Regions from separate parts of the Homo sapiens genome. Here region 1 is linked to region 2. A link is an interaction called in ENCODE POLR2A ChIA-PET data of the cell type or tissue named here. Cell type or tissue: PC-9. All regions are shown on one strand. Links, peaks and the distances in the headings refer to the core of each region. The heading gives the core; the rest is flanking DNA.

The links. Peaks named below come from ENCODE experiments on the same cell type or tissue, not always from the same donor. Only the 100,000 strongest peaks of a DNase experiment are listed, where the experiment ranks them.
Region 1: POLR2A ChIA-PET joins it to region 2 with 9 read pairs; 2 of 35 experiments call an interaction of 5 or more read pairs at or near these places.

What each region holds. Positions count from the first base shown.
Region 1 is chrX:13,015,844-13,031,399 of GRCh38, forward strand. No RefSeq gene overlaps it. Among named protein-coding and RNA genes, the nearest start is that of FAM9C, 21 kb to the right of the region's middle. RefSeq lists an enhancer at 14,247-14,466. In PC-9, for the core only: no CTCF peak of the experiment used is centred there; a DNase peak (open chromatin) is centred at 5,738; H3K27ac peaks cover 737 bases.
Region 2 is chrX:13,186,431-13,201,986 of GRCh38, forward strand. No RefSeq gene overlaps it. Among named protein-coding and RNA genes, the nearest start is that of LINC02154, 110 kb to the right of the region's middle. In PC-9, for the core only: no CTCF peak of the experiment used is centred there; DNase peaks (open chromatin) are centred at 7,941 and 8,511; H3K4me3 peaks cover 503 bases; H3K27ac peaks cover 3,853 bases.

The DNA.
Region 1 (15,556 bases), core at 4,061-8,060, 170 kb before region 2:
CAGATTGTTTCCCTCCTACTGAAGGCACTGTGGATAGGTGCACCCATATCGAATGGCCCCTCACTATTGTGAGTGCTGGCTGTTTTCATCACAGTGGGTGGCATTCTAGGCTCTTTCCCCAGGCTTGGAGTCTCTCTCAATGCCATGATCTTAGCATTCTGCCCGTTGACCACACTGGAAGTGAAACTACATGCTTATTTCTCATGGTGGGACACAGTGCACAAGGAAGTAAAAAAAAAAAAAAAAAAGGGAAAAAGAGAACAGACCTACTTTGTTCCCCTTAATCTCAGGATTGGTGAATTACTGAGTTTGGGGCAGGCTTTAGAGGCTGGTAAATGACATGACATTGCCTCCTTTGTGGCTACTGAGTTCCTTTTGCGGGGGGATGGAAGACAGTTTCAAAGTTTTAACTTTGATCATCTTACCTGGGAAATGTAAGAAAGGCAGGACCCTCACCTGTTATGATGGAGTGCAGGGCCCAGGCAGGGGACACTGCAGGGACTTGTGGTGGCAACTAGTGCATTATCTTCTTGTGTCTTCATTTCTTCTGGATGAAGTTCATGCCGAAGACTTCTTAGGAAACCCATTCGTTAAGGGGAAGGTACTCCATTGCCTCACTTAGTTACATATTATCCTGGCCTTTCACAGCCTGGATTAAAGTCTGAGGCCTCTCTAATGCAAGCTCATGGTAGGATAGAATATCACTCTTGTCAGGCCATTCATATTGACTGGTCTTTGACATACTCCGGATACTCTGAAAATACTGCTCTGCAGTTGTCAGCATTTTAAAGGGGGAAAACCATGGTTAAAACAAACTAAATATGGCCTGAGAAGAACTCCATACTTCTATATTTGAGTCCTTGTGGACAAACTATAGCCTAGCTTAATAGGCAGACAAAATTGAAAACCTAACTTAGTAGTATGCACCTGTAACAATAGCTAAGTCTTGGCCAATCCCAGTGGCCATACTTCAACCATTCATACACCGCTGAGTGTTCAAACTGTGTTCAAATAAGGCATATGCCGAGCTGTAACCAGCCCAGTCGTTCTGGACCTCATTTCCCATTTCTGTACATAATTTCCCTTTTTTTGGTCTATAAATCTTCTTCCATCACGTGGCTGCACTGAAGTCTCTGTGAATCTGCTGTGATTCTGGGGGCCGCCCGATTCAGGAATTGTTCATTGCTCAATTAAATACCTTTACATTTAATTTGGCTAAAGTTTTTCTTTTATCACCATTGCCAGGCCTCCTTGGAACACCTATCTCCCACCATTCATTGCCTTTCATGGACTAAGTCAGGTACCACTTTCTGTTTCAGCCTAGAAAAAGTATTTCCTCCTCAACCTTAGAGAGAGGAGGCTAGACGAGATGGCAAGTACCTTCCAGTCCCAACATCCTAAGCATCTCCTTTCTCTTGGTGTGAAGTGATATAGGGAAAAGAAAGTAGGAGTTGGAGTCAGATTTGGATTCCAAAGGCAGTATTCCTGCTTCCTGGCTGTATAGAGTTAAGTGAGTCCATTTCTTCAAGGCTCAATTTTCTCATCTCTAAAATGGGAATGACGATACTAGTCTCAAAGTGCTGTTGGGAGCACTACTGACGTCCTGCTTGCAAAGCATCTAGTACAATGCCTGGCCCACAGTAAGCATTGAATGCATTTAGCTATTATTATTATTATTATTAATAGAACTGTGTAAATAACATTAGTATCTTTTATGGGACTAAAAAACAAAACAAAAAAAGAACTGGTCAGGTGAATCCTCACATGTTATGTTAAAACTCTAGGGACCAGGCCAGATGTGGTGGCACATGCCTGTAATCCCAGCACTTTGGGAGGCCGAGGTGGGAGGATCTTTTGAGCCCAAGAGTTTAAGACCAGCCTGGTCAACATAGCAAAGCCACATCTCCACTAAAAAAAAAAAAAAAAAAAAAAAATTCTGCCTGGTGTGGTGGTGTACACCTGTGGTGCCAGCTACTCGGGAGGCTGACGTGGGAGGATCGCTCAAGCCTGAGGGGGCCAAGGCTGCAGTGAGCCGTGATCATGCTACTGCACTCAGCCGGGGTTACAGAGTGAGACCTTGTCTCAAAATAAAATAAACAGACAAAAAACAAAATTATAGGAAATAATAAATGCCAGTCTTTCTCCTTCATTTCAGGGCCCAAATCACATCTTGCTGTTGTTGTATGACTATTTTCTTTTTGGTCTTCTTTCTACTATATTTAACTTTTGCATGTATTCCAGAGTATCTGACAAAGTGCAGTATGCATGGTAGTGTATTACAAAACATCTAAGATATAGAATTGATCATCTGTTTCTTAGCTGGCCAGTCTATCATGGCAAATAATAATGAACTTCTACCATTCTGACCAGTGCTCAGAGTGATTTGATAAAGCAGAGATGGACTGGAATTGTTCACAACCACACATTCAGCGACATCCAAGTTTTTCATTGGCCATGCTGAGGAGCAAAGCTATTTAGGGGCTGGTGGGAATTGGACCTGGATGAGGACAGAGGTTGGGCATAAATAAACAGGTCCTTCACTCTGTCACTCAGGCTAGAGTGCAGTGGCGTGATCTCAGCTCACTGCAACCTCCACCTCCCAGGTTTAAGCGACTCTCGTGCCTCAGCCTCCCAAGTAGCTGGGATTACAGGCATGTGCCACCATACCCGGCTAATTTTTGCATTCTTGGTAGACACGGGGTTTCAACATGTTGGCCAGGCTAGTCTCGAACTCCTGAGCTCAAGTGATCCGCCCGCCTTGGCCTCCCGAAGTGCTGGGACCACAGGCGTGAGCCACTGGGCCCAGCCTCGGTCCCTCTTATTGACCAGCTACTTCAGACTAACACTGGCCACACACTGTATCTCATAATCCTTTCAGTCATCTTTAAAATAGAGATTTTTGTCTTCCATTTTACAAATGAGGAAACTGACAGCCAGAGAGATTAAGTAAGCTTCTCAGAGTGGAGCGAGGACTTGCAACTTCACAGCCGTGTGCTTCTCTGCAGTATTGCCTGGATTTAGCAAAGTGGGATTTAAGGATTGCTTCCTTTGTCTTTACCTGTACTTAGGAAGTAGGCTTAGTTCTCTGAATAATCCACTTCTTGGACCATCAGACAACTATTTTCACACATACTTTCATCTTTCCCTAGCCTCCCTGAGTAGGTTAGGTAGTTATTCTTTGCGTGTTTTCCAAAATGGTAAGGCTTCAGGTAGACTTTCAAATTGTAAGAGTCATTTCAACAGAATTAAAATGTTCCACCTAAAGCCTTATACAGACAGTGCTTTGAATACGTCTCCAAAAAGTATCTGACTGAATCTAATTTTTTTTAATGTGCTTTTGCTTAACTTACATTCAGTAAGCCCACCCCGTCTCAGACATTTTTACTTCTGAAGATCACTGGGGCCGAGCGCAGTGGCTCACCCCTGTAATCCCAGCACTTTGGGAAGCCAAGGCAGGGGGATCGCTTGAGGCTAGGAGTTTGAGACCAGCCTGAGCCACATAGTGAGACCCCCATCTCTACAAAAAAAAAAAAAATTAAAATTGACTGCTTGTGGCGACACATGCTTATAGTTCCAGCTACATGGGAGGCTGAGGTGTGAGGATGAATTGAGCCCAGGAGTTCAAGGCTGCAGTGAGCCATGATCACACCATTGCACTCCAGCCTGGGCCACAGAGCTGTCTCTCTAAAAAATAATAATAATAAAAATAAAAAAGAGAGAGAGAGAAATCAGAAATAGCTCCTTATAGCAAATACATTCAGAATTTCCCCATAAACATAGACTCCCATGACAACCAAACAAAAAGAGACAAGGAAGGAGAAACTCACTCTCTTAAAGCCACCAGCTGTAAATCCTTTCTGCTAAAAGCTGTAGGATAGTATAGATTCTGTTTAAATTTTTATTTTTATGACTGATGTAAAGAATGATCCTTTGTTTAAAAGCCCTTTCTACTACTCTCTCTATGTTATATCTAAACTGGTACAGAGATATTGGTATAAAATATCTCTCCAATGGATAAATTGATTAATTGACTTGATAAGTTTGACTTAACGTGTATATGTCAAAAATCATTTTGAGTATTTCCACACACTTTGGGCTTCCAACGATCTGCATCCTTTCCCCCCACTGAGATTCTCTATGCTGGCATGTTTTTCTATGGCACAGTGAGGGAGCAGTTGACACAGTATAGGCCAAACGACCCATCTATTTCTGTTTTCTCCCTTAATTTACAATATCACTGATTACACCTAATAATTCCATTCTAAAATACATTTTTACACTAATTTTGCTACTCACAGGTCCTAGAAACACCATCACCAGGGTATACTATGGATTCAATTTTGGGGACATAAACATGTTCAAACGTCTATGATGAAAAAGAAAGGTTTACTATTACTTGTCATCCTCAGTTCCATTTGTCTTATTAGAACCTTGCTGGGCACAGTGGCTCAAACCTCTAATCCCAGCACTTTGAAAGGCCAAGACGGGAGGATTGCCTGAGGCCAGGAGTTTGAGACCAGCCTGGACAACATAGTGACACTCCGTCTCTACAAAAAATAATAATAAAAAAAATTAGTCAGGCATGGTGGCATGCACCTGTTCTCCCAACAACTCTGGAGGCTGAAAAGAGAGGATCACTTTAACCCAGGAGTTTGAGCTTGCAGTGAGCTATGATCACACCACTACATTCCAGCCTAGGCAACAGAACAAGACTCTGTCTCAAAAAAAAAGAAAGAAAGAAAAAAAAATAGAATCCAACAATCCCCCCACCCAACATTACGTTTCCTTTTTCTGTACCCTGGGCAAAGAATATCAGAATTTTCATACACAGTAAATTCTCTATATGTGCTTGTCACTGGGGTAGTTTAAAAACCAGTGCTGTGGGGTACAGGTTTCTCTCCACAAATCACCACCGAATCAGCTTCTGACAGATCTGCAGCTAGAATGACTCTTGGCCAATCCTAGGATGATTCCTTTATTCATTAGTGGCTTTCAATGCCTTGGGGCTACTCTTTCTGTTATTTGAGGACACCATGCAGCATGCAGCGGTTTTTTATTAACTCACTAATTGTGCCATTTCTTTCACTCTTCGGGTGATGTTGTATGTGTTCTAATATAAGATATACAACTCTTCATCATTTTTCCCTGTTCAGATAATCTATTCTGCACGAGGACTCCCTGTAAGAATATTCATAGTATTCAACTGTAGTAAGAGAAAGTTTGAAATAAACTGAATAGCCAAGTGAAAGGACATTGGTCAGATAAGTTATGGTAAACAAAATGGAATGCTAAACATCGATTAAAATCAGATGTTTGCTACTACATACTCATTAAAAATTTTTTTTAAATGAGATGTTTGACTGGGTGCAGTGGCTCAAGCCTATAATCCCAAAACTTTGGGAGGTCAAGGTGGGCAGATCACTTGAGGCCAGGAGTTCGAGACCAGCTTGGCCAACATGACAAAACCCCATCTCTACTAAAAATACAAAAAAAAAAATTAGGTGGGCATGGTGGCACATGACTGTAATTCCAGCTACTTGGGAAGCTGAGGCACAAGAATCACTTGACCTGGGAGGTAGAGGTTGCAGTGAGCCGAGATCGCAGCACTGCACTCCAGCCTGGGTGACAGAGCAAGACTCTGTCTCAAAAAAAAAAAAAAAAAAAAAAAAAAAGAGAGAGAGATGTTTGAAGGGTATTTTAAGTTATGGAATGTTTGCAATGCTACAGTGAATATCCTTGTACTGAATCATGTACACTGATGCAAGAAATTCTGTAGGATATATTTCCAGGAATGGAATTGCTCACTCAGAAAGCTTAACTATTTTGCATTTTATATATATTGGTGAGAAAAACTTCAAAAAGATTGTACAAACTTATAATCACAAAGCAGTAACCGATTGGATGAGATTTTTTTTAAGAGACCATTTTTAATCCATCCAGTTTAGTCTAGCAACAAGCTGGAATGCTCTAAAAGAAACTCTAAAACACTAATTTGTCTTTTCACTCAAATATGTATCTTTTTCTGAAAAAATGTCTAGTGAACTATATATAAAAATCATTCTATAAAGCATTTCTTTTATGTTACTAAATTAATCAGTAGAAAGGACATGTATTATAAAAATATACTGTTGAAAACATGTTTTCTCAACATCCTAAAAGCTTCAGGCTGTATAGACACAACCCAACTTTGTGTCTAAATGCTGTGTCGTTCATATGTTCCAGCCTTGGTTTCCTTATTCTTAAAATGAGGAGTTGGAATCTAAGGTCGGTTTCAGATGTAACGACTCCATGATTTTACAATACCTCTTATCAACTGATTGTAGTAACCAAGAGAACTTCCTTCTCTCTCCTAATAATGACTTTTTAAAAAAAAAATTGGAGACAGGGTCTCACTCTGTCACCCAGGTTGGAGAGCAATTATAAGATCCTAATTCACTGCAGCCTTGACCTCCTGGACTCAAGTGATTCTCCTGTCTCAGCCTCCCGAGTAGCTGGGACCCTGGGTGCGCCACTATGCCCGGATAATCTTTTACTTTTTGTAGACACAGGATCCCAGTATGTTGCCCAGGCTGGTCTCGAATTCCTGGACTCAAGTGACCCTCCCACCTCGGCCTCCCAAAGCGCTAGGATTACAGGCTTGAGCACTGCACCCAGCCAGAATGACATCGTTTGTCATAGGTTGTGTTTAGTCCGCACAAAAGCACTTTGAGGTCTCAGTATCATTGTGCCCATCTTACAGAGAGGAAACTAAGGCACGGAAAGGTCAGTAACTTTTCTGAGACCACAGAGCAAGGCAGGGGTGGCAGAGGAGCAAAACTGCAATCCCCGGGGGCTGGGACAACAGAGCCACATTCTTTCTCTTTTCCTCCCTTTCTTCCCTATTGTTAACAGATGGAAGCAAATCTCAAAGTGAACCCTACAAAAATTTTGACATTGCATTCCATAGCTTAGATAGACAATGTTTGTTTCTGTGATCCAAGGGAGAAGATTCTTAAATTATGTTCAATTGAATGTACACATCCAAACGTGGCTTAGCTTCTTTATGTCTTATGCTGTAAGAGTCTTTTTATGATTTGTTTTGATTTTTATGTTTTTTAAATTTTTCTAGGATATGTGCTTGATAGTACTGAAACAAAGGCAGAAAAGAATCCTGGGGTAGGGGGGTGAGTGGGAGGGAAGTCTCTTTAAGGTCAAATTGAGTTACTGTCTCTTGCAGATGAAGATGAATATGCTCTCTCTCACCAGACAGATTCTTGTGGCCCACGGAGAAATCTGAGCTAGTTCCCTTTTCTTGCTAATGAAGGGTCATCACTGAGGAGACTGAAGGGGAATTTTTCAAACCAGGTGAGACTAAGTGTGCAGGGTAGGCTCTCAACAGATGTTGGCAGCTGCCTTTCCCTCAAGGTCCCACCTCCCCCACCCCAGACTTCCAGACACAGGCAGCTCAGGACATTTTCGTACTTTGTGCCAGGCAAGAGATGCTCTTCAAATCTGTGACACGTTGGAAAGTTTTTTTTTTCTTTCAAATCACTTGGATGTTCCACATCTCCAAATAGCAAGGAAAAATGCTTGATCTTGCATTTTAAACTTTCTTTCTTGTTGGTCTTAATTTTCTTTATGTATTTATTTATTTTTTAGAGACAAGGTCTCCCTCTGTTACCCAGGCTGGAGGGCAGTGGTGTGATCATGGCTTACTGCAGCCTCAAACTCTTGGGCTCAAAGGATCTTCCTGCCTCACCCTCCAAGTAGCTGGGACCACAGAGGTGCACCACCATGCCCAAGACAAAGAGTCTCAGGCTGAGAGGCAGCAAGTGCAAAGGCCCTGGCAGGGTGGGAGACTGCTCACTGTGTCGCAGGGAAGGAGAGGAGACCTACAGTGACTGATGGGCGGTCATGGCGTGTGAGCAATGAAGAAGGCTGATGAGGCCCCACCCATTGGCCTTATATCACTGGGATCTTTTTCTCATGCAATGGGCAGCTAATGGAAGGTTTAGAGCAAGGGAATGAAGGGCTCTGATGATTCATAATAATAATAGCATAGTGTGACTATTATGATCATTTTAGAACTATCACTCTTCTAGCAGGATTAGGAAAGAGGCCCTACACCAAAAACATAGACAGGGAGACCCAGTCCAGGAACAGGTGGAGATGATGGATTAGCAAGGGAGGGCAGGGACTGAAGAGCCGTGGGTACTGAGTGCACCAAGGGCACTGAGAGAAGGCCTGGGCTGCTGATTCCATGCTCTTGTGTTGCTTTGCTTTAGTGTTACTGCTGTCCTGCCCTTTGGCCAAGGGAAAAGATAAGAGTAATTTGAAAGGAAATATCCCTGGGAGAATAACAGCTTGTTTACCTGAAACGGATAATTCCTTGGAACAGGACTTGCCAGCTTTCAAGGATTCTAAAATTATGAGGCCAATCTGCACTTTAACCTGGACATGATCAGGATGTACTAAACTGAGACCGGGGAACCAGCCCTGGAGTTAAGACTCCTATTTTCAGTTTTGCTTTCGACCTTCCATAAACTGTTCCAATTCTCACTCATCTCCTGATACCATATTATTTTGGGCATCACATTTCCATGACTTGACTCCCTACACAAATTCTGCTTTGAAGCTTTTTCTATGCTGAAGCCACAATGGATCAATTCAGTCCAATAACAGCTCAGCGGAAGGGAAGGGAAGTCAGTCAAAGCAGGGATTTGGTGTCAAGTAAACACAATAATAGGCTTTTAACTGAATGAGTCTTTCCCTTTTTATTTTCACTTTTTTATTTTTTTATTTTTATTATTATTATTATTTTTTTTGAGACGGAGTCTCGCTCTTTCGCCCAGGCTGGAGTACAGTAGCGCAATCTCGGCTCACTGCAAGCTCCGCCTCCCGGGTTCACGCCATTCTCCTGCCTCAGCCTCCTCAGCAGCTGGGACTACAGGCACACGCCGCCACGCCCGGCTAATTTTTGTATTTTTAGTAGAGACGGGGTTTCACTGTGTTAGCCAGGACGGTCTCGATCTCCTGACCTTGTGATCCGCCCGCCTCCCAAAGTGCTGGGATTACAGGCATGAGCCACCGCGCCTGGCGCGTCTTTCCCTTTTTAGCCAATTATTTTGTTGTGTAGACAGAGCCTCAACCAGCCCCGGTACCATTTGTCTCTTCCCAACGACTCCTCCCTATTCTCCTTCCTGGTAGTTCTGTGGGCTCCTTCATGCTGGTTTCCATGCCACAACCTATCTGGAATCTTGGAATTGCAGAACTTCAGAGGAAAGAGAAGTCTGGAGTATATCTGAAGTCATGACAAACAACTTCCTTTCCCCATAGCTGATAAAGAATGGGCCTGCAGGTCCCATATGAAGGGAAGGTGTGAACACCCTGCATGATAGGAAACAGTTTACAATGCCCTGGAGGTCCCTATGATTCACTGAGCAGTGCTGGACAACTAGACAAAAGCAAATATATCCACCCGGTTCAGGGGGCTTAGCCAGCTGTTTACCACGCCAGCAGTTTTCCTGTTTCACACCCCATATCCTTAATATAGGGCATTCTCTTAAGGGACCTATCATGTCCCTTCCAGTACACTCATTGTCAGTCTTTCCTTTTTTCTCCTCCCTTCACTCTTTCCACATTTCATCCAAATTGTTCTCTTTTCCTCCCCCTCCAGGGGAGAACAGGAGGATGGCCTGTGCCTGTTTCCAGTCTTACCATGAGCACAGCCAGTTGGTGTTTACACATGAAACGGAACTAACTGATCTCCTATGCATGTACATCAGAGGGAAGTACCTGTTTTCCTTTGAATTCAATAGGCAGCTAATGAGTTTTCCATTCCTTCTGATCTCAACCTGCTGTCACGTCCACTAGTGGGTGATCTTCTTTCTGTTGCAAAAGAAGACTTTCTGAACTCCTATGTGGGTGGTCATTTATGAAGGTTGATTGGTGTTTGAAAATAATTTAGAACTCTGTATGTTCATATGTGTATGTGTGTATGTGTAAAAATAAAACTTGATTGGCATGACATCATGGGTGCTGGGAGTGGGTCTGGTAACCAGAATAAAAAGTGGTCTTCTCTGTCCCTTGTCTAGCCACAATTAGGAGAGAGTATGGATTGTCAGGAAATGGAGCTTGTTCCACCCTCTCACTGTGGCTTAAGAATTTTCTTCTCAACAATGAAAAGATGCACAGATCATAGTACAGGAGATAATAAGAGTCACTCTTGCTATCTTCAGCAGATCATAGTTGTACACCATTCTATAAAAATATGAGAGAGAGAGAGAGAGAGAGAGAGAGAGAGAGAGAGAGAAAGATCTTTGTAGGAATAAACATAGAAAGCCATTTTATCTACAAAGCCAATTCAACCTGGACTGCAGTACTTACAATCATAAAGTTCTAGTTAGGTTATTAGTTAGTGGTTGACAACCATAAAGTACCAGTTAGGTTATTAGTTAGTGATTGGAGGGATGCAAAAGCTGACTTGAATACATGACTTCAATCACTTGGACACATGTTTAATTTCCTGTAAGAAAGCTGCAGAAAATCAATGACCTAAATATCTGAACTTGGGTATTTCCAAGGAAACCACCAGACTTCCCCATTGTCTTAGATTAAATACAATTAATAAAATGCCTAACAGACCCCAGAGTTCTTCTGTGTAATTAGATCAATAGCAGTACAACATCTGAGATTTACTTCTCTCTCCAACAAGACCCTTTAGGCTTGGTAACACATCCAAGTGGAAGAGGAAAGAAAGAAAGAAAAACCCAAAACCAAAAGCACAAATAAAACTACCGCTGAAATTAAGAAGTTAGGATCTTCCCAAAGGCAAGCAACTAAACTCATTCTACCAGTGAGACTGAGTGGAACCCTCTGCTCAGCCATTCCTCAGCATTGGACATGGCTTATTCTTGATGTTTGTATAAAATATGGGTTGGTCCACAGGAAAGACATTCATTTTAAAAATAAGATAAAAAATATGAGTTAGCATCAATAAAATTCTACGTTTTAAGAAATGCAGGTTGGTATTATCAGCCCTGATTTGCAGATAGAAAAACTGGCTGTGAGATCATCAGCAATCCTGACGTCTAGAAGATTTCAAGGCCGGGACTCAAACCTACGACTCTATAGTGTAGAGCTTATGCTGTCTCCTTAAATAGTCATGGCTTCGCTAGGCTCACTAGAGGGAGATGATTTCACATACAATATTTAAAAAGTAAGGATGTAGGGGCAATGAAAATGTGGCCCAACTATATCTTAAAAGGAAGATAGTTCACTGGCATATCAGGTCATGAAACAACCACGAGTGTGAACTAGGAAACCACAATGCATGTGAGAATGGCCCAAACACAATTGACTGCACCATCTGGAGAAAAGGTGAAGCCTACACAGAATGCCAAGTAGAAAAATGAGATGGGTTTATGTCAAGCGAAGATTAACATTTCATGTATCTTCTCACTTTAAGCACTTCGTCCTGCTTCTGGTATATCCCTTCACCCTGAGCTGAAGCGAGTTCATTAGTTAGGTGGAAAACAAGAGGAAAGCCAGTGGAAACTGACACTCTTTTTAGATTGTAACCCCTACTTGGGGCAAACCTACAGGATCTCAATGACAGAGGTTTGCTTTCTTAGTAAACAGCCTTGGAAATTCCCCCTCATCTTCCTTCATGGGTCTGGTGTTCTTCATCATTTTACCAGTGACTTATATGTTGGGAGAGAAAACCTGCTTGCTAGATATTAAGCTTATTAAGAGAAGAGGATAGGAGTTGGAAGGGTGGGAGTTGAGTACTTAGCATCTTGCAAGACAGTATCAGAATTTGAAAGAGATCAGAGGAAATTGAAAAATAATTCATAAACATAAAGTACAATAAATGCTTGTAGAATAAATAATAAAACAATGCAAAGCAATTATCCTAGGGAAAATAGAGATAGAGAAGTTGGTTATAACGCAAAAGGTCTATGGATCATGGTGATGGTACTTTTGCTTCTGAAATAAAAACTTAAGATGTATCACAACAAGCATAAATGCACTTCATAACACCAGTTCATTGAGTGCCTACTTAATTAATTCTGCTGAGATACTGATGAGGTACAGAAAAGGAAAGCGAGAATCAAAATAGTTTGACTGCCTGTTGGGCACTCAAAGGGTAGTTCTTGATTGATGCATTAAAATGTACTGTTTTTGCAGTCTTCAGCTTTATTGAGGCATCACTGACAAACAATAAACTGCACCTGTTTAAAATGTGCAATATGGTGAGTTTTGATGTATACACACATCTGTAAAACTGTCGCCACAATCAGGATGATCAACTTATCTATCATCCCTAAAACTTCCTCATGCCTCTTGGTAATCCCTCCCTCTCCGCTCCCAGTACCCGGGCAACTACTGATCTACTTTCTGTGACTATAGATTATATTTTATAGACTCAATTTTATATAAATGAAATCACCCAGCAGATCTTTTGAGTCTAGCCTCTTTCATGCAGCATAATAATTTTAAGAGTCATCATGTTGTCTTAAGTGTCAATATTTCATTTATTTTTATTCCTGAGTAGTGGTGTTTCATGTAGCTTATTTTTTGGTGCTCAGTTATTACTTCCCTGGAGAGATTAGTCAGTTGACACATTCTTATCCTATTTCTTTATTCTGTACTTTTTGTTTAACTCACATCATAGACTCACTAAATATTTATATGAATTTATTCAAGGATTTGGTTCAAAAATGAACATCTCTTCGAGAGGATTCTATTGGGGGTCATTCATTCATTTGTTCATTAAGTCATTCAGCAAATATCAATTAAGCCCTTACTAGGTCCCAGGCACGGTGCTAGGCACTGGGGATACAATAATAAAGAAAAGAGACATGCATCCCTCACATTCTAATGAGAGGAGACATGTGGCAAACACAATAAAAGCAAAAATTATTAGTATGTTAGAAGCCAACACATGTGATTTAGACATAATAGAACAGGCTGAAGAGCCAACAGGCATCATCCTAACAATGCAGCCCGGATTCCAAACAGCTCCTGCAAATTGGACTGAGTGTAGACTTTGGCATGGTTTTCTCAGTCACACTTATAAAAGCCCCATGGAAATCAACTTCCAACAGGACTTCAAAGAAACGGAGGCTGCCATGAATGGTCAGGTATTAGGGAATGAGGTCATCCTTCCACTGAACACTCCCCTACATCCCCTGCAGGTGTGTATGTCTTAAGCTTTTGTGCTCACCTGCAGGAGAAAGGCCAGAAAGTGGCTGCCACATTCTTCTCCCCCAACTGCAGGAGTGAGGCCACAGAGGTTTACCTGGGAAGAATACTCTCCACAAACTTAAATCTCAGCACATTACACTGGTAAATGTCACATTCCAGTTCCAGATATCAATCTGGATCCAGGAATGTATGTGCTTCACTCATTCCAAGCACTCATTTGTTTGGTTTGGGGGAGGAGAGACAAGGCTAGAGCAATCTGAAAGTTCAATCAAGCCAAAATACCTTGCTCAAAAACTGATAAAACAGGGCCCCCAATCCATAACCAGAGAATGTTGGGCACTTTCTTCTCTGCAGAAATGTTTTTGCATTTAAGTTTAGGTAGATTTAAGAGAGGAGTGTAAGGAGAGAGTTTCTGTAACCAGAGGAGGGGAGGCTTCCCCGCCTGCCTCCGGAGCTTCTCCTCCAGGGTGATCTGGCAGCCATTCAAGGCAGCCTGAACTTTCTGAGAGACTTGATTTCCTGTTCCCACTGCCTCAGCCGACTGGAGGACTAGGGTGACCCGGGGTGGGGAGCAAGGGACACTGGTTAGTTTAGGATCAGCGGGTGGGAACTGTTTATCCCAACATGCTTAGAAATTCTTCCAGCAGCAACTGTAAAAATAAAAGTCTGAACTGTACAAGAAACTTAAGTTATTTCAACAGTGAACTTCAATCATGAGATTCTTGAATATCTTTTGGGAAGACAAGTTATTTTGTTTGTTTCATTCATTTAAAATATAAAACAACAGACTTCTTATAATGCAGAGGGGACCTCACTGTCACCTAGTTCAACTCACATATTTTACAGATGATGCAGAGTTCAGAACTATTCATTGACAATGGCTGGGGGGATGGGAGCAAGATCCATGTTTCCTGGCTCTGAACTCAGTGCAATTTCCTCCATGGATTATAAAGAAGTGCAATTCCAAATGCCACGCCTTAGGGGGAAATTTACTATATGTAAATTATACCTCACAACCTGACTTAAAAAAAAAAGTATATGTTATCCCTGCTTCCTCCTGAACCTGGGTCTGCCTGACACCAAAGCCCCGGGGCTTTCCGCTCTCTGCCTCTCAGTAGTCTTATTGTCATTCCTGTGAATCCATGGTCCTTTAGTGGTTTATGTTTGAGGAGGGAGCTGTGGACTGAATAAACTATGCAGCACAAAGGCATTAACCATGGATTAATGGGAAAGAAAAGCTTGCTGAGTTCTGAGTCTGACGGGTCAAGAGCTTCTGATGGTGTCATGCAAATTTCACTTCCCAATGAAATCAGTCACTCTTCGTGTAGAGGGGCCATCATATCTTAGCCAGTTCCTGCTTGGGGTTCAGAAGAGAAAACAAAACAGTTTGCCCCATGGTGGGAAAGGGACATTTGGTATTCTCCTTGGCTTCCTAGCTAATTACAAAGTGTTAATGACATTCAAAGGAAACTTGCCTCCTTCAGGGCTTTACAAATAAGGAAGGGCGGGGGAAGGTGAGCCAAAGAACAGACAGGGGCTCCAGTGAAACACAGGGCACAACCAGTCAGCTCCCAGAGCGGGAGGCAGCCTTAATTTACAAAGGAAATAGACACCCCAGCACAGGCTGAAATTGGGTGGGACCAAGAGTTCTTAAACTAATCACAGCTGGTTTCCAAACCTCAAAGATTTGTTATTGCAAAAACATTCTCAAGCAGTAGATGAATAGATTGAATGGCGACAGAACAAAGAAAAGATGGAGACATTTTCCCCACAGCGGCTTCAAGACAGGTTCAGAGAGGTATGAACTAGCAAAGTAACACATTTATCCAATCAACATTTTTTACCCATCTCCTACACTGGGTCTGAGGACACAGCTATCACATAACATTTGACCTCCTCTAGTATCCTACAGAAAAACAACTAAAGCACCTTTGTGCAACTCAGAACTACAAGCTCTTCCTTATGATTTGGACAACAGGTGCCTTCAAAGAATGGTTCTTTTTCCTATATTTTCCTTCCCTTCTCTTAATGGAGAATTTTTTCTTCCACCCTAAAAAGGAAACACGACCATCAGTTTCCCAAATATGAAGAGGGAAATGCATGTGTGTATAAACAGTGGTTACCACCTAGTAGAATTTTAAGCCTTTAAGGATTTTCCCCCCTAACGATTGCAATTTCCTTCAGTTACTATTGTCCTATGTCTTATATCCAATGTATTATTTAGGTATTTCTTTACAGGCTTTTTAAGATTTACAGGTGTACCTGATCAAAAATAGCTGGAAAGATCTGAGATGTTTTTTACTGGATAATTTATTCCGTGTGTACCCAACAGCCAAGCACTTGGCAAATGACCAAAAATATGATTTAT
Region 2 (15,556 bases), core at 6,240-10,239:
TGAGATACCATCTCATGCCAGTTAGAATGGAGATCATTAAAAAGTCAGGAAACAACAGATGCTGGAGAGGATGTGGAGAAATAGGAATGCTTTACACTGTTGGTGGGAGTGTAAATTAGTTTAACCATTGTGGAAGTCAGTGTGGCGATTCCTCAAGGAACTAGAACCAGAAATACCATTTGACCCAGCTATCCCATTATTGGGTATATATCCAAAGGATTATAAATCATTCTACTATAAAGACACATGCATATGTATGTTTATTGCAGCACTATTTACAATAGCAAAAACTTGGAACCAACCCAAATGCCCATCAATGATAGACTGGGTAAAGATAATGTGGCACATACACACCACGGAATACTATGCAGCCATCAAAAAGAATGAGTTAATGTCCTTTGCAGGGACATGGATGAAGCTGGAAGACATCGTTCTCAGCAAACTAACAAAGGGATGGAAAACCAAACACCACATGTTCTCACTCCTAAGTGGGAGTTGAGCAATGAGAACACATGGACACAGGGAAGGGAACATCACATACCAGGGCCTGTTGGGGGATGGGGGCAAGGGGAGGGAGAGCATTAGGACAAATACCTAATGCATGCGGGGCTTAAAACCTAGATGATGGGTTGACAGGTGCAGCAAACCACCATGGCACATGTATACCTATGTAAAAAACCTGCACATTCTGCACATGTATCCCAGAACTTAAGTTAAAAAAAAAGAATCGCTTGAATCCAGGAGGCGGAGGCTGCAGTAAGCTGAGATTTCACCACTGCACTCCAGCTTGGGTGACAGAGCGAGACTCCGTCTCAAAAAAAAGAATGTGAGTTTCTATCAGCAGAAGCAGAGGAGGTGGAGGAGTCGCAGTCATGTGTGGGGCTTTATTTTGGAGTGGCAGTCACTGTGATTAGCATCAACTCACTATAGATACATGGCCCAAATGTATGAAGAGAGCCTGGATTCTATATGTAGCCTCCCCCTATGGGAGGTGTCGATTTCCGAGGTGTCAGTTACCCACTGTCAATCAACCACGGTTCAAAAATAGGTAAGTACAGTACAATATTTTGAGAGGAAGAGTGAAACCACATTCATGTGACTTTTATTACAATATATTGTCATAATTGTTCTATTTTATTACTATTTATTGTTAATCTCTTACTATGCCTAATTTATGAATTAAACTTTATCATGGGTATGTATGTACAAGAAAAAAACAATGTATATATATATATGGTTTGGTACTATCCATCGTTTCAGACATCCACTGGGGGTCTTGATACCTATCGCCCTACAGATAAGGGGACTACTGTACACAGGTAAATGGTGAATAAAGTTCATTTCCGGAACCCCATGTTATTTAAAATCCTTAAAGGCCATTAATCCTTTTCACAGGAAATGGACAATGCCACTAAAATCAGGCCTCCACTCCCTTCTTCCCCTTCTCATTGATGAAAAACCATGTGGAACCCTGTTTCTTCTCTTCCCCCAGCATTTTGCTCTCCACCCTGCCTGTCAGAATCCTGATCACTCCCATTACCTTCACCTCCATTCAAGAGGGAAGAAAAGCTTAAACTGCTCCCCGAAGAATCAACTCCAATGCCGCTAAGACTTCAGTGAGCATCAGAGTCACCCGGAGGTCTTGCTAAAACACCGGTTCTTGGGCCCCACCCCCACAGAGTCTGAGTCTGTAGGTACAGGATGAGTACGGCCCATGCACAAATAATGCTGATGCCGTTGGTCTGGGGACCACACACTTTGAGTAGCACTATATCGTCCATGCCTCAAAACCCATGTTTGCATAGTTATCTCAAAACATCAGTGGTTTTAGCCCAGGAGTGATTTTGCCCCCTAGGAGATACTTGGCAATGTCTGGAGACATTTTCGATTGCCACTAATTGGAAAGGTGGGAGTTAGTCCTACTGGGACCTAGGAAGCAGAAGCTAGGCATGCTGCTAAACATCTTATACTGCACAAGACAGCCCCCAAAAGAAAAAAGTATCTGGCCCAAGATATCAATAGTGCAGAAACCTTACTTTAGTTCCTAGGGTCAGGAGATGGTAACCCACGGGCCAAATATGAACTTTGCAAGTAGTACTGTTTGTCCTCTACCTAGTTCTAATAGGCCAAACCAAAAAGCAGATTATAGCACAATCAGCTTAACATCTGTCTGTTGTCTTATACAATGCTTAGTTGTTGTATTATCAGCGTGGCCCCTGGAGGCATCTGAGTTTGCAACCCTCCGATCTCATCTAATCTCTTTTTTTTGTAGATGAGGAAGGAGCTATGATATGGTCCAAAAATTTGCCTAAGGTTCAATGGGGAAACCAGATCGAGAATCTAAGCCTGTGACAGTGATCACAATGTCAGTTTGAATCAATATACACACACAGGTACCCTCTAGTGCATTCAGGTATAGCTATGTTATTCATTCATTTATTTATTCTTTCAGCGTTCATTCCCCATACAGTGTTCTTATATGCATACACAAGATCACATAGTTATACACATAAATCAAAGGTTCTCATGTATTATCTAACAATAGCATTGGACACATGACATATTTGGCTCATGATTTATTTAGCATCCCCTCCAAATGTTTAAAGATAGAGATGTTCCAGCAACAAGTTCTATTTTTGAAATACCAAATTGAAGCCTGGAACTTGTTATGAGACCGGATGGCTCTTCCAGCTAGCAATGCAGAGTGAAAACAGCTGGCCCTTTAAATTGTGTGCGCTGTGGCCAAACCATTTCTCTACCCTTCAAAGACGCTTTGCACTGTCTAGGATATTTTTTATCCTCATCACTTTAGCATTTAAAAACTTGTTTTTTAAAAAAGAAGGAAGGATAGCATTAGGAGAAATACCTAATGTAGGTTAAGGTTGATGGGTGCAGCAAACCACCACGGCACGTGTATACCTATGTAACAAAACTGCACATTCTGCACATGTGCCCCAGAACTTAAAGTACAATTAAAAAAAAAAAAACGAAAAAAAGAAAAACAACAAGACCACAAAACAAAAAAAAATCAAAATATTAAAGAGCAAAGAAAAATACTGAATTACACTTGAGTACTGCCTCTAGATCAGGGGCTGCCCGACTATGGCCTGCAGGCCATGTTCAGCCCACTGCCCATTTTTATAAATAAAGTTTTATTGGAACACAGCCACGCCCATGCGTGTACATATTTTACACGGTTACTTTCATAGAATTGAGTAGTGCAACAGAGACCTTCTGACTGGCAAAGCCTAAAGTATTTACTGTCTGGCCGTTTGCAGGGAAATTTTGCTGACCCTGCTCTTGATTATGTATTAGGTTGTACCATATGAAATTGCCACCACTTGGCAATTTTGACCTACACTTTCATAAATTCATTCTAAAAATCAAAGGATAGTGATTCCACTAAAAAATGGCATTTCTTTTCTTGCAGGTTAAAATTTGCTGTGGCTCTTACGGCTCAAAACAGAATTTCACAATAGCTATGCTTATCTGTAAAATCACTTTCTCATATACAAAAAAAATAAAAATAAAAAAATCTTCTTTCCTTTTCACAGGAAATGGACAAAGACTAGACTGGCTCACTGGTCCTGAAACAGAAATTTCTATTGAAAGGTTTTGCAGCTCTCTATGGACATAGATCCGCCCTGCTCCATCTATAACATCTCTCTCAACTGCAGTTATTCATTCATGAGAACTTTGTATTAGTTCCTTCTGCCCATGCCATCTTCTGCAGACACAAATGTTTATGCTTCACTTAAAAGGTGGCATGAATATGTTTGTATAATGTGGGTCATTGCAGGTCATTGCTAATATAATAGAGTAAACCTCTGCTCAGCTGGCCTCAAGTTACACCACACCCATAGCTGTCAATTTCTATCTTCCTCTAGACATATACAACGTGGTGGGAGGGAAACAGCCTAGGGGTAGGACTTAAGCCAACCTACTTTGGATTTCTGGGACTACTCTTACCAGCTGTGTGAACTTGGGCGAATTTTGTAGCTTTGATGAGCCTCACTTTCCTTAGCTATAAAATGGGGACGATGCCTATTTTGCAGAGGTTTGAGAGGATTAATAATTGTTTGAGCAAAGCGCCTGACAATTAGTAAATTAGTAAATAAATATTAAGTTGAATCATATTAAACCGCCGATAAATGGCAATAACTAGTCATTTTACCTAAAGTTGTTAGCCCTGGGATTGTTACCATGATTGTGTGTACACAGGCTGAGCCCAGGTACCTACCATGCAAAGTTTAAGGGGGTGTTCATTCTCAGGTGCCGACTCCATACTTGCATGACTCTGAGAGCAAATATTTCCTTAAATTTTGTTCCCAACCACCTCTCTTGGCTCTTCTCAGTCCCAGACCTGTTGCCAGGTTCCCCTTATTCAGCTGAGAAATTCCTCCTCTCCTCTCAGGTGCCTGGTGCCTCTCTGCAACCTGAAAACCATCTCTTGGATGACCCTTTAATAACTACGGGATAAATGACTCATAGCACTACACCCTCCCAAAGATGCTTGCTTTAAAAGAGGATTAAAATCTTAATTAAAAAAGCACCAAAGCAGGATTTCAGGCATGACTTAGTAGAACAGAATATCGTGGGGGCCAGCAACCTCTGGGGATTCTGAAATCTGTATCAGTTGGCAGGCAATGTCTCATGTCACTCTGCATGTCTAAGCACAGAAACGTGGAGCCACAGGGAAACTGATGCACTGGGGACTTGAATTGAATTTTGAAGAATGGCTAAGTAGTCAGATGAGAAGGGAAGACATGTTAGCATGATTGAAAGCACATCCCAAAGGATTTTTTCCTCACCGTTTCCTTTTTTTCTTTCTTTTCCAAAAATGACTTGATATAACTGACTCATGTGGTAGCCAGCCTCCAAGATTGCCCCCGTGATGGTTAATATTAGGTGTCAACTGGACTGGATTGAGGGATACCTAAATGGCTGGTGAAGCATTGTTCCTGAGTATGTTTGTGAAGGTGTTTCCAGAAGAGATAGATGCATGAGTCAGTAGGCTGAGAGGAAGATCCACCTTCAATGCAGGGTGGGGGGCCGGGCTAGGACAAAGCAGGTGGAAGAAGGGGGATACTCGACTGGCTCTTGCTCCCTCGCTCTCATTTCTGGAGCAGGATGCCATTTTTTTCTTCTTGCCCTTGGACATCAGACTCCAGGTTCTTTGCCTTTTGGACTCTGGGACTTGCCCCAGGAGCCTCCTGGGCCTCTCTGACCTTCAGCCTCAGAGTGGGGGTTACACTGTTGGCTTCCCTGGCTCTGAGGCTTTCAGACTTGGACTGAGCCACACTACTAGGCTTCTCTCGTTCTCTAGCTTGCAGACGCTCTATGGTGGAACTTCACCTTTGTGATCGTATGAACGAATTCCCCCAATCAACCCCTTTATATATACATATACATATATATATATGTGTATATATATATATACATATATATATGTATATATATATACATATATATGTATATATATATATACATATATATGTATATATATACACATATATATGTATATATATATATACATATACACATATATATGAATATATATGTATATATAAATATATATACATATATATACATATATGTGTGTGTGTGTGTGTGTGTGTATATATATATATATATATATATATATATATATATATATATATATAAAAAACTTGTTCTGTCCCCTGGAGAACCATGACTAATATGGCTTCCAAGGGTTCTCCCCTCATGGTATTTGTGCTCATGTGTAGTGCCACATTGAATCAGGGCTGGTCTGTGTGACCAGTGGAATATGGCGGAGATGAGGGTATATGACTTCGTAGTCTAACACACAAAGGGTATTGTGCCTACTGCCTTGCTCTCTTAGATTTCTTACTCTTAGGGAAGCCAACCACTATGTCATGAGGACACTTAAGCAGCCCTGTGAAGAGAATCACATAGGAAAGGAATTGAGGCCTCCTACCAGCCAGCACCAACTTATAAGCCATGTGAGTGCATTATCTTGAAAGTAGATCCACCAGCCCCAGTCAAGTCTTTAGATGACTATAGGCCCCGCTGACATCTGACAATCTCTGACATCTGGCTTGAGATCACAAGCCAGAACCAGCCCAATCAAACTGTTCCCCAATTCCTGACCTACAGAAAATGTGAGAGAGAATATATGTTTATTGTTACACTATTGTTTTAAGCAACCTGTTACACAGCAATACAACTAGAATTCGGAAAAAGAAATCTTAAAATCAGCAAGAAAAAGACAAACAACACAATAGGGAAATAGGCAAAAGACCTGAAGAGACACTTTACAGAATAATAATAATAACCAAATGGCCAATAATCTCAATGAAAGTTGCTCAACTTCATTAGCTATCAGGGAAATGAATAAAAACATCAATGAGATGCCACCGCACACCCACCTGAATGTCTGTAATGAGAAAGATGAAAAATACTGCTTAGAAAAGATGTGGAGAAAATGGAACTCTCACATACCACAGTGGGGTATATACCACTTGAGCAAACTACTTTTGAAAACAGTGTGTAGAAAACAGTCTACTAAACCTGCCCCAGCAGTGCCACTCCACTCTTAGATATGGACCTAACAATATTTGTACATATAGCCATGCACTGCATTATGATGTTTTGGTCAGTGACAGGCCACATATACAACTGTGGTCTCATAAGATTATGATACCATATTTTTACTGTACATTTTCTATCTTTAAATATGTTTAGATACATAAGTACTTACGATTGTGTTACAGTTGCCCACAGTGTTCAGTACAGGAACATGCTGTACGGGTTTGTAGCCTAGGAGCAACAGGTTCTAGCATATGGTCTAGGTGTATAGTAGGGTGTACCATCTAGGTTTGTGTTAGTCTGCTTTGTGTTGTTCTCACAACGATGAAATTGCCTAACAATGCATTTCTCAGAACATATCCCTATCATTAAGTGACATATGACTGCATATTTTCTGAAAGACATGGATTAGACTTTTTATAGCAGAACTATTCATAATAGCAAAATAACTGGAAACTATCTAATGTCCATTGCAATAGAATGAATAAATAGAATATTTACACAGTGGAGCACTATACAGAAATAGCATTGAATGAGTTCCAACTACACACAGCAACAGGGATGAGTCTCACAGACATAATGTTGGACTTCTGAGGGGCTGGTATTGCTCTTTCTGTATTTTGAAATCTGGCTGCTTGTTACATGGATGTGTTCAGTTTGTGTAAATCTACTTACATGTGAAAAAAAAGATTTTGAAAACACCTACTTTCTGTGATGTGTTGAGAGGGCAAAAAAAATCCCAGGTCAGATCATGACATCTGCAGTTTTAATGTTCAAGCTCAAGGTGAAGCTATGTTTGGACGTCTATTCCTCTAACTCAGTGGTAGCCAAATTATAGTCTGCAGGCAAAATTTAGCCAGCCATCTCTTCTTGTAAATAAAGTTTTATTAGGGCACAGCCACACCCATTTGTTTATGCGTTATCTATGATTGCTTTCTCCTGACACCAGCAGAGTTGAATAGTTGTGAAATAGTTTGCGTGGCCCCCAAAACCATCTGCTCTGATTGATTGAGAAGCTTCTGATGTTGTTGCATTACTTCTTTGTCCTCTTCACTCCTTGTCCCCTCTTGCCCTAGCTCAGGCCTGTATATCAAGGCCTTTTCCAAATACAGACAAGCTCTGTAATTTTCTGAAGAAAGGACAAATTGGGCCAGTGCCATGCTCGCCATTGCCCTGCCTTTGTCATATGTCTGTTTATTGGGACACAACCCAGGTGTTCCCATGATGTGCACCATGAAATGGAATGATCAGATTGTTCATTTGGCTCATTACTAAGCTGCTTCTGAAGATAAGATTGAATTTGACAACAATGGCAACACAAGTCTTGCAGAACACCTGCACACACTCAAGCTATTTAAGTGGAAAGAGATCTGTAAGTGTAAGTGCATAGTTTTTGGAAAAGAACATCTAGACAGACTCGTTTTGATTATTAACTTCAGTCCTTCTCCAGTACATGATCACAGATGGGCTCTTGATTCCCATGGCTCTGTTTTTAGCTAAGAGTATGTGACACATGCCAGGTGTTTGGCAATTACATCTTGTTGAACGTGGTCACTCATGTGGAAATACAAATATCACTCACTGTTTGAATCAAGAAAATTGTCACTGCCAAACATGTTTCAGATATTCTTTTTTCTGAAGTGTTTTCTCACTGCCCATTTATAACCAGCTGTCTTTAAGTCATTATTTTTCCTTAAGAAAGGACTTATTAAAACGGAAGAAAACAACTTTGGCAGGGATTGTTCAATAGTTAAACTCTAAGTTTCAAGTAAAAACTTTGGCTTTCTTTTCTGCATTCTTTCAAGTCCTTGCTCTGTGACCCTGGGCTTGTTTAGCTTATCTGGGTCTGCCATCTGTAAAAAAAAAAAAATTTAAGTTTATATTCACTCACTTCCTCAAGTGATCTAGTGAATGATTGTTGTCCATGAAGTACTTTTAGACACCTTGCTGAAAGAGATGATGGAATTTCAAAATTAACCCCCGTGACAAGAAGAGCCAGTACATTTCCACTGCCAGCACTTTGTGATAAAGAGTGATTTATGTCCATACATGCTCCCAACTTGCAGAGTATTTTGGAGTGATACAATCATTGTATAATTTTATGCATCTTTACCTAAAGGGAATGAGAAGGAATCTGGCTAAAGAGAAGAATTTTCTATGGGGAAGGAGAAATTGTACAGAAATTCAAAAGGGAAGACTTTAAAAAATTATTTGTTAATTTTTTTTTTGGCTTGTATTGGTTGAAATTTCAATTAAGTCACCAGAAACACATATTGAATACATGTTACATTCAAGGCACTATTGTGGATGCAAAGACATTTTAGAAAATCTCTTTTTGAAATACAAAAAGGTTTTTGGAGTAAGAAACCACAAGTTCAAATCCTGGCTACACCTTTTACTGGATGTGTTACCTTGGGGAGCTTACTTAATTTACCTGAGCCTTAATTTTCTCATCCAAAATTGGAGGGAATCATTATACACCCATCCCTTACTGTTCGAGTGAGGAGAAGGAAATGAAGTAAAGTATGTAAAGTGCTCAATAGAGTGCCTGGAAAGGAGCCAGTAGTAAATACTAGCCATGCGATTGTTGTTGTCGTATTAAAAAGTATTTCACAATTGAATCTGCTTTTAAGAAAAACTTTCCAAAACTTAGATCATAGAAAGATTATAGTGTGCCCTTTCCATGTCATACTAGAACATTATCTTCATGCCCACCTAAGGTACAGTTAATGTAGGCAAACTTGATTTCTTATTTACTTGGTTAGACCCAAGACTTTATAAAATTAGATGACAACTTGTAAAAAATTGATAAACTGAAAGAGATGGGAAGGAGATTTTGTCAGATAGAGATGTAGATGATTTCTTTCCATTAGAAAAGTATTATGGGTTTTCTGCCCCATCTGATATTAAGCATTTTTGTCTCTAGCTTGGAGATCTTGTTTCAGCATTCTTTCTTTCAGAGACTATAAATGCTTAAGGATTAAGCATTCTCCTTTGGACCAGCTATACCATCCTACTGGCTCCTTCATTTGTGAGTTAAATAAATCTTCAAAACATGTTCATTTATTGTAGGTATAACTATGTTTTTAACTTCTTGAAAATTATAATTTGATAGTTTCTAGCCTCATCTTTTCATCTTGTCCTTCTCCTCTTTGAACTTATTAGGAGAGAATAATATTTGAATGTTCCAGGATGCTCACTGAAAGAGCTGAAATTGTCTTGGTATTAGAGGGTTAGGATCTTTCATACAAAAGAGCTATAGTTAAGACAAAAAAAAAAATCATTGTACCTCAGTGCCCAACACACAGTAGATCAAATGTACTCATCCACACGCAGCATAGACTCCAATCCTTAGACATGAACATGCCCTTACAATTTTGAATCCTAAGTGTGTCTACTGTGGACAGCATATAGTTAGATCTTGTTTTCTTTATCCAATCTGATAATCACTGCCTTTTGATTGGATTGTCTAATCTATTTACATTTACAGTTATTATTGAAACAGTTGGATTTATGTCTGCCATTTTGTTTTGTTTGCTTTCTACATGTCTCAGGTATTTTTTGTTCCTGTCTTCCTTCTTTACTATTCTCTTTTGTAGTAAGTTGATATTTTCTAGTGTATCCTTTTAATTCCTTTAATTACATTTTAACTTTTTTAATTTTTTTTTTTAGTGGTTGCTCTGCAGCTTACAATATACATCTTAATTTATTATAATTCACTCCTAATATTCTAACCTAATTCCAGTAAGATATTAAAACTTTATTCCTATATAGCTCCATTCCCTTCCCCTATTTTGTGCTATTGCTACTATATATACCATGTCTGTATATGTTAGAAACCTAAAAATACATTGTTATAATTATTGCTTTACATAATCTTATGTCTTTTAAAGCGGCTGAGAGAAGAAAGGACAGCAAGTATATATTTACAGAGTTTGTTATATATTAACCTTCATATTTATTACTTCTGGTTATCGTCACTTCTTGTGGATTGGAGTTAGCATCTGGTGTCATTTCCTTACACCATATCCTCACAATTTAACTTCTTCATTAGAAGTAGACTTCACAATTTTTATGAGATGTGATAAGAAGTCTTAGACTGTTTCTTGTGTGTGGGGGTGGGGTTCTAGAGAAATATCCATGCCTTACCTAATTCAGTTTAAGACCCTTGTCAATAAGTTTTAAGATATTCTTAAGAATATCTTGTTCTTGGATGTGAGCTCTTCCACATACAGAAGGACAAATACAAATATTTCATTATTACTTATTCCCACCCTGAATCTTTTCTTCCTTAGAAATGCTTTTAAAACATGAAATAATCAGAGGTTTTTTTTATTGACACTAATTTATTTAACAAACTTCAAGGGTTTTGGTAATCTAATGGAATAGCCTTTGACTCTTTGACCTAAAATGTTTTCCTGGGAAGAGACAACTTTGGGCCGGGCGCGGTGGCTCACGCCTATAATCCCAGCACTTTGGGAGGCCAAGTCGGGTGGATCACGAGGTCAGGAGTTCAAGACCAGCCTGGCACACATGGTGAAGCCCCGTCTCTACTAAAAAATAAAAAAAATTAGCCGGGCATGGTGGTGTGCACCTGTAATCCCAGCTACTTGGGAGGCTGAGGCAGGAGAACTGCTTGAACCCAGGAGGCAGAGGTTGCAGTGAGCTGAGATCATGCCACTGCACTCCAGCCTGGGTGACGGAGTGAGACTCTGTCTTAAAAAAAAAAAAAAAAAAAAAAGACAACTTTGTTTTTTGGTAGGGGTGGCTTTTGCTCTCGGTTTTCTTTTTTCCTTAAGTTTTTGGGAATTGTGATAAGCAACTGCACTGTTCATGACCACACTATACCTTTTAATTTTTAAAAGTCTAGCTCTGGTGACTAATTGCTCAGTTTCTCCAAGAGAAGAAGGCCTGAGCTGTCACCTCTAGCAATGTTTACAGTCAGTTGATGAGATGAAGGCAGGGAGAAGAGATCTCTTCTTTGGGTGGCAAAATGGGAAATAATACTAGTGTTTCTCCTCTTCACAAAGAGACCACACTGAACCAATTGTTCAGTAGTGCTTCCCAAACTTCAAGGCGCATACTAATTACCTGGAGCTTAGTTGAAATGCAGATTCTGATTCCAAAGGTGGAGGGTGCAGCCCAGTGTTCTGAAATTTTAACAAGCTCCTGTGTGCTGCAGATGTTGCCAGTGACTGGGGAACCAGACTTTAAGTAGCAAGGGTTAGAGCGCTCATTCTCAAACTTCCTGTACATTACAATCGCCTGGGGGATTTCTAAAAATTACTGATTCCTGGGGCCCATGCCCAGAGATTCTGATTTAATAGATTGTGGTTGTCATAGTAATGTGCAGGCAGGCTGCAGAGTTACTGAGAATTACAAGTTAAAAGTGCAGGAGACTGATCAAGCCAGGAATATCATAGCTCAGTCTATGCATCACCAGAACCCAGGTTTTGTGTCAGAGTTTGAGTGTCTTCATGGCCAGGATGTCCTGAATATGGCTACCAGATAAATCAGATTTCTCTTTTTTACATTGTAAACCAAAAGTAAAATTCTAAGCCTCCAACCAACTGAATGGACCTCCCTTTCGGCCAAGGGAATTCCAAAGTAAACCTGAAAAACTAGTTCAGGCCATGATGGGAAGTGGGAGGGTCAGATGGGCCTCATGATACCCTCCTCCCTTTGGAGTTCAGGCACAACTGACCAGCATTAACATTAAAATGGAGCTCTTAAGACTGACAAAGCAGACTCTTTGTAGCAAATAAGAAACTAAATTCCAACCTGACTCTAGTATAGCATCACATTGACAAATAGCAGGCCCTGAAAGAAATCAAAGTATTTTACGCCAAAATATATTTCTTTGACATATTTTGAAATGGCCCTAAAAAGCTGTCTCTTGTGGGGAAAATTTACGTTCTGCAGAGAATGCCCTTCTCTTCCCAGGTCTTTTCCTGATCCAGGAAAGATTAACTAAGATTATAGCACTTTTTTAGGTTTGGTAAGAGACATTTACCATCGAATCTGTCTGAAGCCTGCTACCTGGAGGCTTCATCTGCATAATAAGAACCTTGGTCTCCACAGCCCTTTACTTTAACCCAGATGCTCCTTTCTACTGATACTAGGTCTTTAGATAACAACTTAACTCTTTCAACCAATTTGCAATCAGAAAACCTATGAATCCACCTATGACCTGGAAGCCCCCAGCTTCCAATTGTCCCGCCTTTCTAGACTGAACTAATGTACACCTTACATATATCAATTGATGTCTTTCTGTAACTTCTGTCCCCCTAAAATGTATAAAATCAAGCTGTAACCCAACTACCTTGGGCACATGTTCTCAGGACTGCTTGAGACTGTGCCTTGGGCCTTGGTCACTCATATTTGGCTCAGAATAAATCTCTTCAAATATTTTACAGAGTTTGATTCTTTTTTGTCAACAACGTTGATCCATATTCAGTACAACTTTAATACAACTACAGTCAGATCTCTATATAGTTGCAGCATACCAAGAGAGCCATCTGCTAAGGTGCAGGCAATAAAGGAATGCAAGTAGAATATTTAGAAACAATTGAGAGACTGACAGACAATGGCTATCTCATATACAAATGGACAATGGTCAGATCATATATGACAACAGAATCCTAACCAACAATCTCTGCCAAGAATGGTCAGGACTTGGTCAATGACTGCCAGCCTCCCTAGTTTTTACCTCCACTTTCAACTCAGGACCAACCAGAGAAAGGCAAATATGCTCCCCAAATCAATCCCGTAAGATGCCCCATTTCTAATTACCTCACCTCCAGCTTCCCCATGCCAGCAATCTCTAATCAGAGCACACTCGGAGCCTTTTTTTTCCTACCATAAATCTTTCCTACTCCTCTGCCCACCTTGGAGTCTCTGCAAGTGATGATGGCTGACTCCCTTGCTCTGAATAAAGAGACTCTGTTTGTTTTCTTTTGGGTGGTCTTTGTTAATTTCCACACAACAATGAAACTAAGAGTCAGTTTGCTTTTCATTATCACCATCCACCAGAATTTCTGAAAAATTACAGAGATACAATACGCTGCCTAGGTGAGGGTGGACTGCTCCCATCACCTTGGCCCCCTTGGTAATGTCACCGCTTTGTAACACTTTTTCAGCTAACTCTTACAACACAGCTTGATATCCAGGCTGCCCTGGAACTCCACACAGCTTTTCTCTTTCTGAATCTGCTGCTCTTTGTGACCCCTATCTCCATACCCAGGGGCTTTCCTCCACTTCCAGAGACCTTCATTCAGCTTCCGTTCTAACTGTTCAATGTCATGTTGCTTCTAGGAGGTCACAACCTCTAACTCCTCTTCTTTCCTTTTCCCAGCACTTTCCCCCACCCTGAGCTTGGCTCCAAACCTCAGTTTTTCACTTTGCTTTCTATTGTTCTGTTTTCTGCAAATTGGTCCCTAGCCCGTTACCAATTAACATTTATAGAATTGCATAATTAACATGAGATAAATCAAGAGGCTCTTATCTATGAAAAAATGAGCATGTGCATTCTCCATGTGTTATTCAAAGTCAAAATGCAGTTGATGAACTGCTTCCCAAAGTAGTTTATCAGATTATGACAAAGCACTTTAAACCTAGAGGTATAGTCAGTTTAAAAAGAAAAAAAACCCACTTATATTTGTTGTTTAGTTTTGCCTCAGTCCCCCTCCCCTATTCCGTCTACCCCAACTCCAAAATGCATCTCAATTCTCTGAATTTCTGGTGTGTGTTGAAAACTTTCACATTGTGAAATCTACTTGCCAGCACATTCTTCTGACCATCTTCATAATGGATGGAAATAGAGCAGGGAAGGATTAATAACAAAAGTGCTAAGAAAAATTATCCAGAACTTGGAAATAAGGCCAGGAGAGTTCAGGATATCCTTTCAATGTCATAATAGTGTGTTGGTTTATAAGCCCACCCCAGGGCCTTCCATAGGAAGATACCTTTGTATAACTTGCTATATACCATTTGCTAAAGATCCCAGACTTTGTGAAGTTACTTGTTAACTTGTATAATGTCTAGTAGAGATGCAAATCATTTTCCCAAAGATTATAGTTTTATTGCCTTGTAGGACAGTGAGCAGTTTTGTATCCAACCTAGCAATCTCATTCAAACACTCTTCTTTTTTAATGCCTATACATTTCCAATGCTCTTTGAAACACTTTATTGTCTCATTGGTTCCATCATTAATGAATTGAATTAAACCTTTGACCTGAGCCATGATTTTAACTTTTTGAAAATGATACTTTGAAAAGAGTCATGAACAGTTGACATGGGAGCCAGTCATGGCAGATGTGATGAATGAAAAAGAGAAGCCAGATTTATCAATGTAGCTATTCTAATCCTTTCACAGATTCCTGCTTCTAGAGTTATTTTTTTGTAACACATACTATTAACTTCCCTTCAGGAATTATAGCCTCAGAAAAACTTTTCCACAACATTAATTACAAGAGGAATCTGGAAAGGTACGTAACATCTGTGGCCTCTAACCTGTGTGGTAATGGGCTGGTGGGAGTCTTGGGGATTACAAGAGTAACTGGCACACAATGGAAGCACCCCTCCCATCCTCACTCCACGGGGAACCCACGGGACAGAGGACTGAACCGGCCCACCATTTCCCAGAGCCAAAATAGGAAAGAAAACTGGCTTTTCCAAAATGATAATGAAGTAGCATTGTTGTGTGGGGTAAATACCCGAGATTCATTGTCTCACCGTCACAGAAAACTAGAACGTGGATACACAATGAGTGAGCTTTAGAGCAGAAGTTTAACAGGTGAAAGAAATAGAAGAGCTCTCTCCTGCAGAGAAAGGGGTCCTGAATGGGTTTCTGCTTCTGAGGTGAAATGCAGTGTGTTTTATAGATGAGCTTGAAGAGGCGGTGTCTGATTTACATAGGGGACGAAAGATTGGTCGGACCAGGTGTTCCATTTGCATAAGGCACGACAAACTGGTTAGGACTAGGTGT